Linked DNA regions of Homo sapiens: regions 1, 3, 4 and 5 are each linked to region 2. Evidence: chromatin contacts called from ENCODE Hi-C data. All regions are on one chromosome and are shown on one strand. Each heading gives the region's core, a stretch centred on a gene start or an enhancer-like site at or near the end of the contact. The rest is flanking DNA. Distances are from core to core; before and after follow the strand shown.

Region 1 (2,700 bases), core at 66-2,565, 2.2 Mb before region 2:
TTTCAAAGTTATGGAGAACAGCAAGGAAAATGGTCCAAGAGTCCAGCAAAGAGTAATGAGGAGGGCCATGGCACATAGGGAGGAGTGGTGAAGACTGAAAAATACGTGAGCAGCCAAAGAAGGTGCCTAACAGTGAGGCAGCATCCTAGTTCTGGTTCAGCTAACTCACATTCCTCTCACCATGGGGTGAACCAATTCTCAGCTACCCTGGGGGGAAGGCTTGTTGAAGATGACGCCTGCAGAAGCTGACTGGCAGAGTAGTGGACTCTGGGATGGGATACCGGCAGGGGCATTTCCCCACCAGCTTCACCCTGGAGATAACTCCATGTTTCAGAACCTGTTACCTTTTTCCTCAAACATGAGCTATTTTTCCTAGTTTCCTTTGAAAGATCGGACCGAAAGTCAAGTTTTCGTGGTTTAGGCTCACCCTTCAAAACACCCGAAATAACTTTTGCAGAAATCTTCCTCATGTTCAAGTTTTCTTTCAAAATGAGCCTAACAGTTTCTTTGTCTAAATTTAACTCTTCAGCCATCATCCTCACGGTTAACTGCCTGTTTGAACAAACCAAGTCCTTGACCTTCTGGATATTGTCATCTGTTCGGTGGGTGACTGGACGCCCACTTCGGGCATCATCTCGAACATCTTCCCGTCCTTCTTTAAACCTTTTGTGCCAGTCAAAAACTCTGGCCCTTGACATGACTTCATCCCCATAAGCTTCTTTTAAAAGATGGTGGGTCTCACTTGCAGACTTGTTCAATTTCACGCAAAATTTGATACTAATCCTTTGTTCTAAATAGCGGTCACTCATTCTGGCACTGAACAACACAGGAACGTTTAACAGGCCACGACTGTAAGGGAAAGACGGACAGATCAATCTTTATAGGGCTGCAGGTGTAATCATATCGCTCTTCTTGCTCTTCTAGAAGCCTCGCCGGGAAAGAGTAATTGCTTTTATGAATTTTTGTCCCTCAGCTTCCAGTCGAGGCTGGGGAGATCCGTTCTGGGAAGCCAACAGTCGCTGCAAAGCTGGGAAAAATTAAATCGCCTACAACCACGTCTGCATCAAACCAGTGCACGCACATCTGCCGAGAGTTTGCCAGTCACCAAGGTCGCTCCGATTCCGCGGCCCTTAAGGAGTATATGGCGAATTCTGCAAGAAAGGCCTAAGTGGTGGCAAATTAAGCAAGCAAGAAGAGATGCATCGGTGATGTAACGTGCAAGCTCGCCCTAGATCTGCAGAAACCCGCGCACGCCAAACCTACCGGAGCAGCCCAGGAACCGCCTGCTCTAGCGTCCCGGGAGACAGGCGCGCATGCGCAATTCTCTCTCCCCGCGGATTAGACTGTGCGCAGTCGCACTGCGGCGGCGCGCGCCAGGTCCCGCCTCCGCCTCGCCACACCCCGGCAGGCGCGCTTCCTTGCGCGTGCCCGCCTGCTGAGAAGGCGGAAAGGAGGGGCGGGGGAGGAAGGCTGAGGGAAGAGAGGGCACCCCCGGGCGTCAGGGTGCATTGTGGGAAGGAGGCGGCAGCGTCTCGGGCGGGCGGGAGGTGCACCAGCGGCGGCGGCGGCGGTAAATCCTCCCGGCCGCTCACAGCACTGTGGAGCCGCGTCCCCAGCCCGGCCTCGGACCGCGGCACCCCTCCTGGCCCTCGCGGCTTCTAGCCCGCCCGCCCCTCCCCCGCGCGTCGGCCCTGCCGAGCCGGCCGGCCGGCCTGGCTCCCCTCCCCGGCCCCGACGGGCGGGCGGACTGCCCTGAGGAGGCGGGGAGGGGAGGGCTGGGCCGGCCGGCGGGCGGGCGACGATGCCGAACTTCTGCGCTGCCCCCAACTGCACGCGGAAGAGCACGCAGTCCGACTTGGCCTTCTTCAGGTTCCCGCGGGACCCTGCCAGGTAAGCGGCGGGCGCAGAGCGGGCGGCCCGGGCCCACCTTCGCGGTGAGCGCTGCCAGCCGCCGGCCCCTGGCGGGCTCCCGGGCTGGCTGAGAGGGGCGCAGGAGGCGGGCGCAGCGCACTGCCGTCGACCCCAGCGTTGGACCGAGATGGGGAGCCGGCCCCGAGCCGTGGGCGGGCGGGCGTCCGGGGACCTCGGAGCACGTGCGCTGGTGGGGGCTCTGCGCGGAGGACACCACCCCAAACGCGAGGGAGCTGGGGCGGCGCGCGGACGCGGGATGCTGTGGGTTCTCGCCGTGGCTCACTTGCTGTGTGACCTCGGGGGAGTCGCTTTCCTCTCTGGGCGTTAGTTTCCTTAGCTGTCAAAAGAGAGCAGGACTCTATGGTTGTGGCCACTGGGGCCTTTCCCTCTCCTTGCCACCACCCCCGGGACAGTGTTTCTGTTTTGAGTCCCGCTACCTTCTTTCATCTCATCGCAACTGCTTTCTCCTTCGGACTTGTCATTGCACGGTTCAGGATTCATTTTCTGGCTGTCACCGTTACTCATTTTCTCGCTTGGGTATTGTAGGGATAACAGAGGGTGTACGCGTGAGGGCGTGGAAATTGGTATTGGAACCTCTTCCTTCGGATAACCCCCACACACTGACATATTTAGGGAATGATAGCATAGGGACTGTGTTTGAAAGGCTGAGATGTTTCATAGGCCTGTCTTGTTGGTTCATTCATTTAAAATCAATGCCTACTATGTGCCGAGCGCAAATGTTAGGTGCTGGGAGTTCATGGGTGAATAAGGGTGTCACTGCTTGCAGAA
Region 2 (2,700 bases), core at 197-2,696:
ATTCCCAGAATCCTGTTTGAAACTACAAATATCCCCTCAAAACCAAATGCCTATTCAATTCTCTCCACTTTCCAGCAATTACTTCTCCCATGTTCACCTCATTCTTTCTCCTCGGCCCAAGTATCCCCTAACCTGGCACAAGCCATTTAACGATCTAAAATTCCAAAACCTATCTCTTCTACATGGCTCTCCTTCCTTTCCAGCAAACTATTTCTCGAACTCCCAATGCTTCACTAATTCAAAGTCTTAGGCCAGTACGTCGCTTCCCTCAGATCTACTAGCCCAGCAAAAACTGATTGCCCAAATCTTCCTCTAAGCTTCCCAGACCTTACAACTGCAGCACTTCCATTCACCAAACCGTATTTATAGTCATCTCTCAATCTTTAGAGCCTATGGTCACTCTGTAAATTCTTCAGTTCTCTCCTTCTTCTCTCTCCCTTATCCTGTCCAGCTTCTCACTCTGTAAATTCTTCAGTCCTCTCCTTCTTCTCTCTCCCTTATCCTGTCCAGCTTCTCAGCACATTCCTACTACCCTTAACAATCTTCGTGGCTATGTTCTCCACCTTACCTTAGGCCTACTCCCTAAACTTTCTCATTCTCCCTTAAGAGACCTAATCTCACCTCTCATTCGCTGAATCTGTCTTTACACCTCTGGGAATTCTCTAGAATCGTCTGCTTCCTAGTTCTCCTCTTTCCTTCTCCAGCCCTGTCTCGAGTGTTTTCTACCCCCCTCAGCTTTTCTAGTATCTAGTTCTCACAGTGCAGATATTAGAACTCTGATAATATCTACTCCTCCCAAACCTTTCCTTAGTTGTTGGCCCAATTCCCCTCAACTTTTCTCTCAGTCATTCCCCACTTCCCTCCACCTTCCCTGGCCGATTCTCCTCCACCTTTGTCACCGTTCTACTCCCTTTTCTAAGCCTCCTTTATTGTGGAAGTGATTCTCAGATCCCTTATGTTAGTCTCTCAGCTTCCCCAACCTTTGCCTCATTCCCCTCTCCCTTCAACAACGTTATTTTTCCTCCAATTTCTATTGACTTGGCGCCTCCCCTAGTACCCCAATCTGCCTTCTACTCCATCTAAATATCTCCAGGCCGCCAACATTTTCTCCTATCAGTAGACTCCTTTCCCGTGCCTCTATGAACGCCCAGAGATACCATTCTCCAACGGCTGGGGCCTGGCCCATAGGGAGAAGGGGTATGGGTCACGTACCCCATTCGCATCTTGGCTCCGCTCTGACTGCCCCCGCTGCCGGGTAGAGGTGGGCGAGAGGGAAGGCGGCCGAGGTGCATGCTCTTTTCGAGGGCCGACATCGAGGGGAGGCTGCACGCACGTAGTCAAACAGTAGGCGAAGCTTCGTCCCACGTTGAGTGTGGCCCAACCGGTCACGACTCGCTCCCCTAACGACGCCCTGTCGCCTTTGGACAGCACCCAGCTACCCGTAGCACCGCCTACCGCCCACCGGCTCCGTAAACTCCACCCACTCGCTTCAGCGCTTCCACCGGAAGTGCGCAACAGCACTCATACAAAGGAAGCTGGGTAACAGAGTATGAGAACTCCGCAGACTCCCGGCTGGGAACCCGACGACTTTCACCGGAAGGAGGAGCGCTCTTCAGGGCAATGCACCCTGCGCAATGGAGTCCACAAAGGGCGCATCCCTATGCGCTTGCGCAGCTGGAGGCGCCCCCCAGCCAACCCCGGAGAGGTATTGTAGCAAAGCGTCCTGGGTATTGTAGTGTATTGGAGGGAAGGCGTCTTGGCGCCTTCTCTTCGCACCGTTTTCCGGAGACTGTTAGAGGAAGAGTCGCTTTTTCCTGCCTCCCAGGCTGCCCAGCGGCGCCGGTTGCCGGGGAACGCAGGCGCCGTGGGGAGGGATGGCGGGAGGATACTGCTTAGGTGCTGGAGACGGAGTTGAGCTGGTGAAGAAGAGCTCGGGCTCATCATGAAACAACGAAAAGGCCAAGGGTCTGGGGGCAGCCGTGGGCGCAAAAAAAGAGGTAACCTGAGCGATCAAAGATTGAGGAAAGCGTAATAGGAGAGCAGGGTGTAAGGAATTTTAGGGAGACCCGCACCCCCGCTGGATAAACAAGAAAAGGGACGTAAGAAGGAAGTAGCCAGGGAACCAGAAGGTTAAAAGGAAGGGCAATTGGCCCTCCAGAGAATAGAAAGGAATTAGGGGCTGGGGTAGGGGCCACAGACAGGCGATTAATGAGATGAAGGTTACCGGTAGGATGACTGTAGAGGAGAAGAACAAACAATGATGGGATTGGTTTTGATAACGAAGTGAAATGTATGTGTGTGTGTAGCTTTCGAGGTCCACAGGGACAGGAAGAAACATAAATTGGCAAAGGGATTATATCATTTGTTGTGTGATTGTGGGCAAGAATCACGTTTTATACATTACTGAATGACCAAGGATTAGTACAAAGCAGGACTCGGTAAATGTTAGTTGAATGAATGAAGTATGAAGGGCTGACTATGAGCAGGAGTTGGGAAAAATAATTGTAGAGTATAGAGCCGGGAAGAGTGGGGAATGACAGGTGTGATAGGATTGGAGTGGGGGTAAGGGCATGACGATCTCCTGAAGGACCTGAGATCATGAAAGAGTGTGCAGCAGAGAGTCCTCATCAGGTTAGCAGCTCAAGGAGACACAAGCTCACCGAGTAGGGGATGTTAGCTGCAGTGAGAACAGTCAACCTA
Region 3 (2,700 bases), core at 168-2,667, 2.7 Mb after region 2:
GGCAGAGTGGAAACTTAGTTTTGGCCAAGCCTTCTTCAGTTCAACTAGATTTGCTCTGAGCAAATGAGGTGAAAGCAGGTTGATATTTAAAAAATAAAAATAAAAAACCACTGGCTGCGGTGGCTCATGCCTGGAATCCCAGCACTTTGGGAGGCCAAGGCAGGTGGATCACTTGAGGTCAGGAGTTCGAGGCCAGCATGGCCACCATGGTGAAACCTTGTCTCTACTAAAAATACAGAAATTGGCCATGCATGGTGGCAGACGCCTGTAATCCCAGCTACTCAGGAGGCTGAGGCAGGAGAATCGCTTGAGCCCAGGAGGCAGAGACTGCAGTGAGCCAAGATGACACCACTGCACTCCAGCCAGGGCAACAGAGTGACAGTCCATGTCAAATAATAATAATCATAATAATAATCCAGGGCACATACTGATTAGATGCCATCTCTTGAAACATTCTGTTTCTATTGTTCCTGGCAAAGGCTCTTGCAGTCAGCAGACCAGTGCAAGACAAGCTGCAACCTGACTACACCTGCAGGCTTGCCCATTTAGGTGCAGGTGTAATAGTTTAACTTTTCATCCTCCACGGTGCGTCCATATGAACGAAAATTAGATGGTGACCTTTCAACAACCACACCCTATCTTCGAGGCCACCACGCCCGGCTGATTTTTGTATTTTTAGTAGAGACGGTGTTTCACCATGATGGCCAGGCTGGTCTTGAACTCCTGACCTCAGGTGACTTCCACCCCCTCCGGCCCCCCCAAAATGCTGGGATGACAGGCGTCTTTTTCTACTTCCCTTTCTGGGACGCCTTCTCCCACCAGGAAGGCCCACGGGGACCAGAGACCATCAATCTCTGGCCTCTGCACACCATCCCCGCCAGTGCGCAGCCATTCTGTTCAACTTAGATATCTCCGAGAATGGGCAGCTCAGTCCCAACCACGGGACCCCAGAGATATCAGAACACGGGTCCATCCCCAGGCCTCCCGCCTAAGCCGCCAGACTTTTCTTAACCGTGCCTTGTATATCGCTCGTCCCCGGGAACTATAAACACTCACTTCCCGACGAGGACCTGAGCACGTACCACTGGCGGGGTCATTGCCCATTATCTCACCTGATCCCATGCCCAGGGCCGAGAGTTTCCCAGGGCAAGGCTGTGAGCACGCCACGGGCAAGCCTGGGCCCAGCCACGGTGCCCGTGCGCCACCCCAAACCGGTGCCCCCGCCGCCCCAGACTCACTCTTTAAAATTCTTTGCAAATTGCCCTCGAAGTCCAGGGCCCACTGGTTGAGTGCGCAGGTGGCCACGGTCACCTTCCGGCCCATCCTGGCCGCAGTCGCTTGGGCAGGAGGCCAGCGGGGGACAGCAAGACCAGGGTCCCAGCGAGGTAGGCGGCTGGGACGCCGGACCTTCCGGGTTGCCCGGCCCCGCCCCCTCCCCGCCCATCCGTTGAGGCTCCGGCCAAGGAGGACTGCGGCGTCAGGCCCTGCCTACGGATCGCCCCGCCCCGTCTGAGGAGCTCACGACCGCGCCTGCGCAGCGAGGTGGCCTCAGCGTTCACGGCACCGCGAAGGGCCCCGCCCCCGCCCCGGCTCCACCCACGTCCCAGGCCCCGGCCCCGGCCCGGCCCTTGCGGGCAAACCCGTTCAGGTGCACAGGTGCAGGGGGCTCACCGCCCAGCTGCAGCACCCCTCTATTTTATCCCACACCGCCACCCCACATCCAGCTTAGCCATGTTTTATTTTAATACGGCATGAAACGTTCCAAATACACCAAAAGTGGAGAGTACGGTAGGAGCGCTCCATCGTGCCCGCGGGACAGCAGACGATAGCAATCGATTCTCCGTGCTGGGAATCCCGCCACCCTGGGCGGATGGCGCTGAATTCTTGGGAACCCTCTCCTGCCCCTTTCACTCCTGTACCACGTGTGTAAGTAGCTCAGGTAGCGCACTGTTTGCCTTTTCTGAAACTACAGGAACTGCACTTGAATGTGCTTCTGCAACTTGATTTTTTCCCCTGTAATATGAGATACGTTCTTTTAATTATTTTTCTGCAGTTTGGTATTCCATAGTGGCAGTAAAGCAGGTTTATTCAATAGCGGATGGGCATTGACGTTATTAGCAGCGTTTTGCCAACAGACGCACGCACACAGGCACTGCTGCAATTTCCTTTCCGGCAAGGTTTCCTTCGTGACCTCGTTCCGCCAGTTCCTGCAGCAGCTTTGCAGAGTAGTAGGGTTCGTGCTGTTTGACTTTACTAAATATTGCCAAGTCTCTTCTCCAGGGCGCTTGCACCGATTCACTACCAGCGGTTTCTCACTTTTTATTTTTTCACATTTCCTCTTTAGTCCACCCACGGTAGAATCCATTTTTCCCCCATATAAATAACTGCCTCATCATCGTTGCTTGAAGAGGCCATCCTTCCTTCTGTCATTCATGTTAGTTTAAAAACACACAATTCACAAATTTGGAAAAAGAGAAGGCTTTATTTCTTGTAAACGGTCGTAGCCTGCAAGGTGGCGGCCATCTGTCTGAGGCTGGGAATCTGTCTCCAGCCAAGGCCAGAGACAGGCACGTCCAAGGAGGAGGGGTTGGGGCAGGAGCGCTATGCTGAAGGGATTGGCTAAACATACATATTCAACAGGTAACAGGAGGAGCTATGAATATTCATGAAGGTGGTCCTGACACATGCCCTCTTATTGAG
Region 4 (2,700 bases), core at 65-2,564, 2.1 Mb after region 2:
AGGAACTCCCAAGTTTGGTAGGTGAGACTGACCCAGGAACAGAGAATACAATATAGTGTGATCACTATTGGATGTTCCATGACTACAGGGACTTTGGCTGTTTTGTGAACTGCTGCATATCCAGATATAACAATGTGTGGCACATAGTAGACGCTCAGCAAATATTTGTTGATTCAATAAATGCATGAATTAACACTGGATGAGGATTAAGCATAGGGAGCTGGGCATGTCCAGAGAATGGAGTCAGAGAAGGTAATCAGGAGGACATTGTACTGAGTCTCGAAGACAGTAAAGACAGTAGGCAGACCAGGCTGCATGTACAAAGTCCAGTAGATCAATCAGGAAACTACATTATTTCTCTATGTCCAGTGAAACACATTGCTGACCCCTCCACCCCTCACCCCAGAACATGCAGTGGGAGAGGTGTCAGGCTCTTGTTATGTCAGACGGGTAATGTGCCAAAACAAGATTTGAGGGTGGCACATTTGATACATGCTGGTGAACACCCAATCACACGCTCATGAACAACAAATGGATCACTATACAATCTTGGACGGACTTGGACCTGTGTTCAGGGCCCAAGGGAAGACATGGAGCGGGGGTTAGGAAAAGAGAACTGATGGTCAGCTTTGTGCGTTCGATTACAATGGGTGCTGTTAAAAAAGGCAGAATTAAAGATAAAAGCCTGAAAGCAGAGAGGTCAGTGAGGTGGCTTCTATCTCCTCTACCAGGATTTATCTCCGCTGCGCGTCAGCATGTGAAGGTAGTATAAGGTCCCTTCTTCCTGTAAGTCGCAGATCCCCAGCCCAGGTGGAGAATACACCCTCTGTGTATTCACCCCCAGCCCAGCTGGGCGATACACCCTCTGTGTTCCCCGACTAGGTACTGGTCATCTGGATCATCTGTGTGTGTGCACCCAGACCGTACGATCTGGAGCATCAGGCCTGGATCCCAGTCGCCCCTCGCATGGCATTTAGAAGAGTATATCACAAGGGCATACGAGGGCATTTGGTACGAGTTCGCTCAATGGCCCAGAAAAGTGGCCTAGTGGCCACGAGAACGCATAACACAATTCACGATGGCCACTACTGCCAGTTTAGAGACTGGAAAGATGAAGTCATGTGATCCGCCCCGCCCTTTCCCCGCATCACGTGCTTGCGTGTACGGTTACGCCTTCCCATTGGTTGACAACGATCACGCGCTAGCGGGCGGGACCGGAAGCCGGGGTATTGACTGAGGCGGCCAAGCGGCTCCGGGACAGGGGGTACGGGGGGTGGGGGCGGGTGGTTGCCTGCGGGAGGCCGCCGCGGGTCATGTGACCGGAAGGGCTCCTCACGGACGCCGTCCCTCCTCGGCGCGGCCTGAGCGCCCGGCCCGACCCCGGCCATGGGGTGCTGCTACAGCAGCGAGAACGAGGACTCGGACCAGGTGCGGCCGCGGCAGGCGGGGCTCGGGAATGAGGGCTAAGACACTGGGGCATGGGGCCCAGAAAGAAACCTGCGGAGGACGGGCAGCCGGACTGCAGGGCTCACTGAATACGGAGGCCTGGAGGGGACAGATTACAGAGGAGACGCCAAGCCGGGCTCCTACCCCTGTTAAAGCCCCAGATTTCTACACAGTCCCCGCCTCGGGGTGTGCAGGCAGCCGCCTGTCCGGCTCGCTCCCACCACTTCCGTTTGCTCCTACCTTCAAAACTTTTCAGATTCAAGGATCCTCAGTCTAGGTCCCCGGGAAACACTCCCTTCCCCAGCTTCCTGTGTCTTCTGTGTATTAGTGGGCTTTGCGAATCCATTTTAGGGGTGGGTAAGCTGAGGCCCTGAGTTAGTCTGTCCTGAGATGAATCAGGAATTCGTGTATCGTCTTAGTCCCTGGGGTTGCAGAAGGAAGGTCGCTGCTAGTCTAGGGCCAGGGGACGACTCTGGAAGTTGGTGGCCTTTGAATTGGCCAATGAAGGATTTAATCGATACAGTGAGGACATCGGGACATGTGGGAAATTGTCTGGGAAGCAACAAAGAGGATTTAGCTTTGGCTAGATTGTGGGAAAAGAGAAATGGAGCGGGAAGTTCATTTGGTTCTGAGTTTGGCTTGCCTCAGTGCAGTCTGCCTGGGGCCTGAGGGTTCCTTTAGCTGGAGACATGCCTATTCTGAGAATTTGGCTGTAGATCTGATACCTTTGGAGAAAGGGTTAGGCTGGGGAGACCTGTACAGTTTTAAATTCTCCCTCTTCCTCTTAGTGCATTCTCACTTCTCCCCACACTCTAATCCCTGCCCTGCCTGGCCTGACATTCAAGGATGAAGTCTCAAGTTGCTGTCTACTCTCCTTTTTTGATCGTCTCTAAGCCCGGATTCTACATTTGAACATATAGTAGACCTGAGAGAGTAGAAAGGTTTCAGGTAGCTCACGGTCTAATGGGGAAGATGGTCACAAAAATAGATTATATCACTGGTACTTGGGAAGTAGTTCGTTCTTCAGTGAACGTATTTTGGATTAAGGGCTTAAGCCTAGGAAAATGTCGTTTGTATGGGAAGCAAGGGTGGCTTCTGGTTCTCAATTCTCCATACACCCAATGAACACATATTTCCTTTGCCCTGTGTTAGGCATGTGTTGTGCCTAATACCTCTCACTTCACTTCCACCTTTTTGAGAAAGAGACAACAATAACCCTGCCTACTGGGAGAGCTGTAGCCTAGTGGGAAATTG
Region 5 (2,700 bases), core at 80-2,579, 2.3 Mb before region 2:
ACTGCTATATCCCGTTCCAGGCGCTGGGGCTGCTAACTCCAACTCTGTGTCCCGAGGTGAGCCCCCCTCCCCCTACTTCCCATAGTCCTCTCAGCTCAGAACAAACCCAAGGCAAGAAGAACTGGACTGCGCGCCCCAGCCGGCAGTATGACATAAAGAAAAGGGGTGGGGAGGAGGAAGAAGGGGCAGAGCCAAAGGAATCCTCTCCCTCCACAAGCCAGTCCCCGCCTCCCGACAGGATCTTGGAGGCGGCCGGCGACTGCTCGAACCGAGCACCACGTCACGGCATCCCGGCGCGTCCTAGCCAGGGGACCCCAGAGCGGGGCCGCAACGCATCGGAAACCCGGGCAGTAGTTTCCGGAGCCCGCTCGGGGAACCAGGATCTTGTAGGATCCTTCCCCACTCAAGTGTCAAGGAGACAAGCCCGCCCCGCCCCCTCTCCAAACACGCACTCCCTAGCAGCACCACAACAAGAGCAGCCAGCCCAGGCTCCTCACCCGGACCTCTCGGCGCCGGTCCCAATGTCAAGTCCACGACCCAAGCCCCTCTGGGCCAGTAGCTGTTGTCAGGGGTCCCGGCCGGCACCCGCGCCTCACTCCCTCCCCAGCGGAGAGGACAACCGAGAGAGAGTAAGCCAGCGGATACCCAGCCAGACGACCTGGACTCACCGGGAGTCTCCCAGAGCTAAACCCCCAGAGTCCCAGCACCAGGCCAGCCAGAGTCCCCCTGAGTCCACCCCGGGGAGCCCCACGATCCCGTTAGGAAACAACGGAGGATGGGGCTGGGAGCCCCAAGCCGGGCTCCGAATGCTTGGCCCGGCGCTCCTCTAGCCTGGCTGGCCTGCCAGCTCTTCCCAGGACCCTGCCTGAGAGTCACCCACCTGCCCGGCCTTTCGGGGCTCATCTAAAAGGCTCCTCCGCCAAGACTAGGGGACACCAGGAATTGGGTTTGTTTGCGGTGCCTCTGAAGGGGCAAGATGGCGACAGGTAACAGGGCGCAGGCGCAGCCGCGCGCGGCCAGTCGGGAGGTGTAGTTCGCTTTTCCCGCCTTTCGGAGAACAAACACCAAAAGGCCTCCATTCATCTTGTCCTTCTTTTCCTCCGCGTTATGAAAGAAAAGGACAGACATCGCGGAGGGTGCTGGGAGTTGTGGTCCGAATCCAAACTCCAACCTCTTTCGCTCCAGGTTTGCTGTCGTACGCGCAAGGAAGGCCGGGATTGTAGTTCCCTTGGTTTCTCCTGCATACCCTCCTGTCTCTGGCTTCGCGCGCCTCTCCTGGGCTGCCGTCTCCCAGCCAATCGGCTGCGCTCTCTGCTACGTGTGGCGTCACACGTAGCGGCCAAGATGGCGCTAGCGGTTGGAGCAGGGGCTCTGCTGCGACCTTTACGGTAGTGAGGTTAGGGACGATGGGAGAGCAGCTTTGTTCCTGAAGTGCCGTCGAGGATTAGGATCGAGTTTCTTCGATCGTGAGGGCAATTATTAGTGGCCTCTAGCCCCCCAGATGGCATCTTGAGGAGAGAGAATCCACGCTACGAGAACTAACATAGTGGACATCGCAGTTGTCCGTAGCCGATTTGCGGGTTACGGAGTTGTTGCAAGTAAAGAAGGGGAAATCCGAGCGTTCTCGCGTTGGATTTCCTCCACGTGTGAAGTGGGAATGGTAGTGATATCTCGTGCTATCTCTGTCAAGGGCAAGAAGGAGAAGGAATTTATTTGAGGCCCTACGACGTGGTAGGTTCACCCTCAGCCTTTGTTCTTATTTCATCTTATTTGTGGAGAAGGTCTTTTCGTTCCTATTTTACAGGTGAGAAAAGGGGCCCAATATATAGTTATTTGCGGCCATAAAATAGAAGCCAGTTGCCTGATACTGAAGATTCAATGAAATCTTGTGATTGACTTCCCTCTTTAAATTTTGTACTTTGGGTAACATCGGATCCGGTAGAAACGCTCGTCAGAAAGAGTTTTTAATGTGCATTCTACAATTTCCAGACATAGTTTCCTTCTTGAAAAATTGGGTTAATACTACCCTATAGGGATCTTGTGATGCACCACGTAAACGTTGTAAGTTGTGAACCACTATACAAACGTATGAGACTCTTCATGTTCTTGAGTGGAACTGTAGGTTAGGAAGAGAAGGTAAATAACAGCATTTAAGTTTCCTACTACTATTTGCCCATTAGCTAAAAATACCCTCCGAGGTCTAGGAAAGTCACTGTTGTTGAAACCCAACCTACACCTTCAGAAAATCGTAAAGTGGAACATATTAATCACCAGGCCCTCCCTCCGCTGTCTCCCTGACCTTCCTATGCATCCAGTTGCTTAAGAACTCTTGGAAAGATAGTAAGTGAAATCTTCATAGAGGATTTTTGTACTTTAACATATATTATTTGATTTGAGCCTCGCAACATTTCAGTGTGACAGGTACGATTAAGGTCTTTCATACTATGAATGAGAAAAACATAGATGTACCAAGGACTCACCAAATTTCACGGAGCTAGGAATTGGAAGAGAGCTAGGCTTTGTAATCCCAGGTCTTCTGACCTCCAAATGTCCTTTCCTCTACAGTGAATGTCAAAATGACAATGAATGTCTACTCCTCTACAATGGAGTACAAATCGAAAGACAAGGGGCTTATAAAACTGACTCTGACCTTAAGAAGTAGCATATGAGTGATGAATTATTATAGTCAATCCTTGTGCT

Evidence for each region. A loop is a pair of places that touch in the nucleus more often than their neighbours do. Pooled maps may share reads with other maps.
Region 1: a loop to region 2 is called in a map of CD4-positive, alpha-beta T cell, with 6 times the contacts of the local background. The contact joins the promoter of GVQW3 here to the promoter of PPME1 in region 2. A Hi-C loop is called at or near these places in 2 of 168 maps with a recorded cell type or tissue (CD4-positive, alpha-beta T cell and naive thymus-derived CD4-positive, alpha-beta T cell), 1 of 37 single-sample maps with no recorded cell type and 12 of 50 pooled maps.
Region 3: a pooled map shows a loop between it and region 2 (20-fold over the local background). The contact joins the promoter of NADSYN1 here to the promoter of PPME1 in region 2. A Hi-C loop is called at or near these places in 8 of 50 pooled maps.
Region 4: a pooled map shows a loop between it and region 2 (8-fold over the local background). The contact joins the promoter of LAMTOR1 here to the promoter of PPME1 in region 2. A Hi-C loop is called at or near these places in 10 of 50 pooled maps.
Region 5: a loop to region 2 is called in a map of CD8-positive, alpha-beta T cell, with 5 times the contacts of the local background. The contact joins the promoter of EMSY-DT here to the promoter of PPME1 in region 2. A Hi-C loop is called at or near these places in 2 of 168 maps with a recorded cell type or tissue (CD8-positive, alpha-beta T cell and naive thymus-derived CD4-positive, alpha-beta T cell) and 10 of 50 pooled maps.

What each region holds. Positions count from the first base shown.
Region 1 is chr11:76,379,938-76,382,637 of GRCh38, reverse strand. It overlaps GVQW3 (GVQW motif containing 3), which reads right to left and starts at 1,315. Exons shown (of 2, transcript NM_001347885.2): 1 at 345-1,315. The coding sequence starts at 809. It overlaps THAP12 (THAP domain containing 12), which reads left to right and starts at 1,506. Exons shown (of 5, transcript NM_004705.4): 1 at 1,506-1,890. The coding sequence starts at 1,802. RefSeq lists a silencer at 1,228-2,157 and an enhancer at 1,800-2,301.
Region 2 is chr11:74,170,035-74,172,734 of GRCh38, reverse strand. PPME1 (protein phosphatase methylesterase 1) reads right to left here and starts at 1,446. Exons shown (of 14, transcript NM_016147.3): 1 at 1,213-1,446. The coding sequence starts at 1,313. C2CD3 (C2 domain containing 3 centriole elongation regulator) reads left to right here and starts at 1,733. Exons shown (of 33, transcript NM_001286577.2): 1 at 1,733-1,997. The coding sequence starts at 1,943. RefSeq lists enhancers at 652-1,574, 1,352-1,801, 1,575-2,498.
Region 3 is chr11:71,451,920-71,454,619 of GRCh38, reverse strand. NADSYN1 (NAD synthetase 1) reads right to left here and starts at 1,417. Exons shown (of 21, transcript NM_018161.5): 1 at 1,239-1,417. The coding sequence starts at 1,323. DHCR7-DT (DHCR7 divergent transcript) reads right to left here. Exons shown (of 2, transcript NR_186309.1): 2 at 2,463-2,700. RefSeq lists enhancers at 260-759, 760-1,261, 2,499-2,578, 2,699-2,700 and a silencer at 1,319-1,688.
Region 4 is chr11:72,101,911-72,104,610 of GRCh38, reverse strand. LAMTOR1 (late endosomal/lysosomal adaptor, MAPK and MTOR activator 1) reads left to right here and starts at 1,314. Exons shown (of 5, transcript NM_017907.3): 1 at 1,314-1,428. The coding sequence starts at 1,387. The region is part of intron 5 of LRTOMT (leucine rich transmembrane and O-methyltransferase domain containing); the gene reads right to left. It also overlaps the pseudogene LOC124902837. RefSeq lists enhancers at 228-748, 1,529-1,608 and a silencer at 1,159-1,428.
Region 5 is chr11:76,443,309-76,446,008 of GRCh38, reverse strand. It overlaps EMSY-DT (EMSY divergent transcript), which reads left to right and starts at 1,329. Exons shown (of 2, transcript NR_186348.1): 1 at 1,329-1,731. EMSY (EMSY transcriptional repressor, BRCA2 interacting) reads right to left here and starts at 991. Exons shown (of 22, transcript NM_001300942.2): 1 at 881-991. RefSeq lists enhancers at 1-284, 424-493, 534-583, 784-1,013, 714-1,350 and 1 more.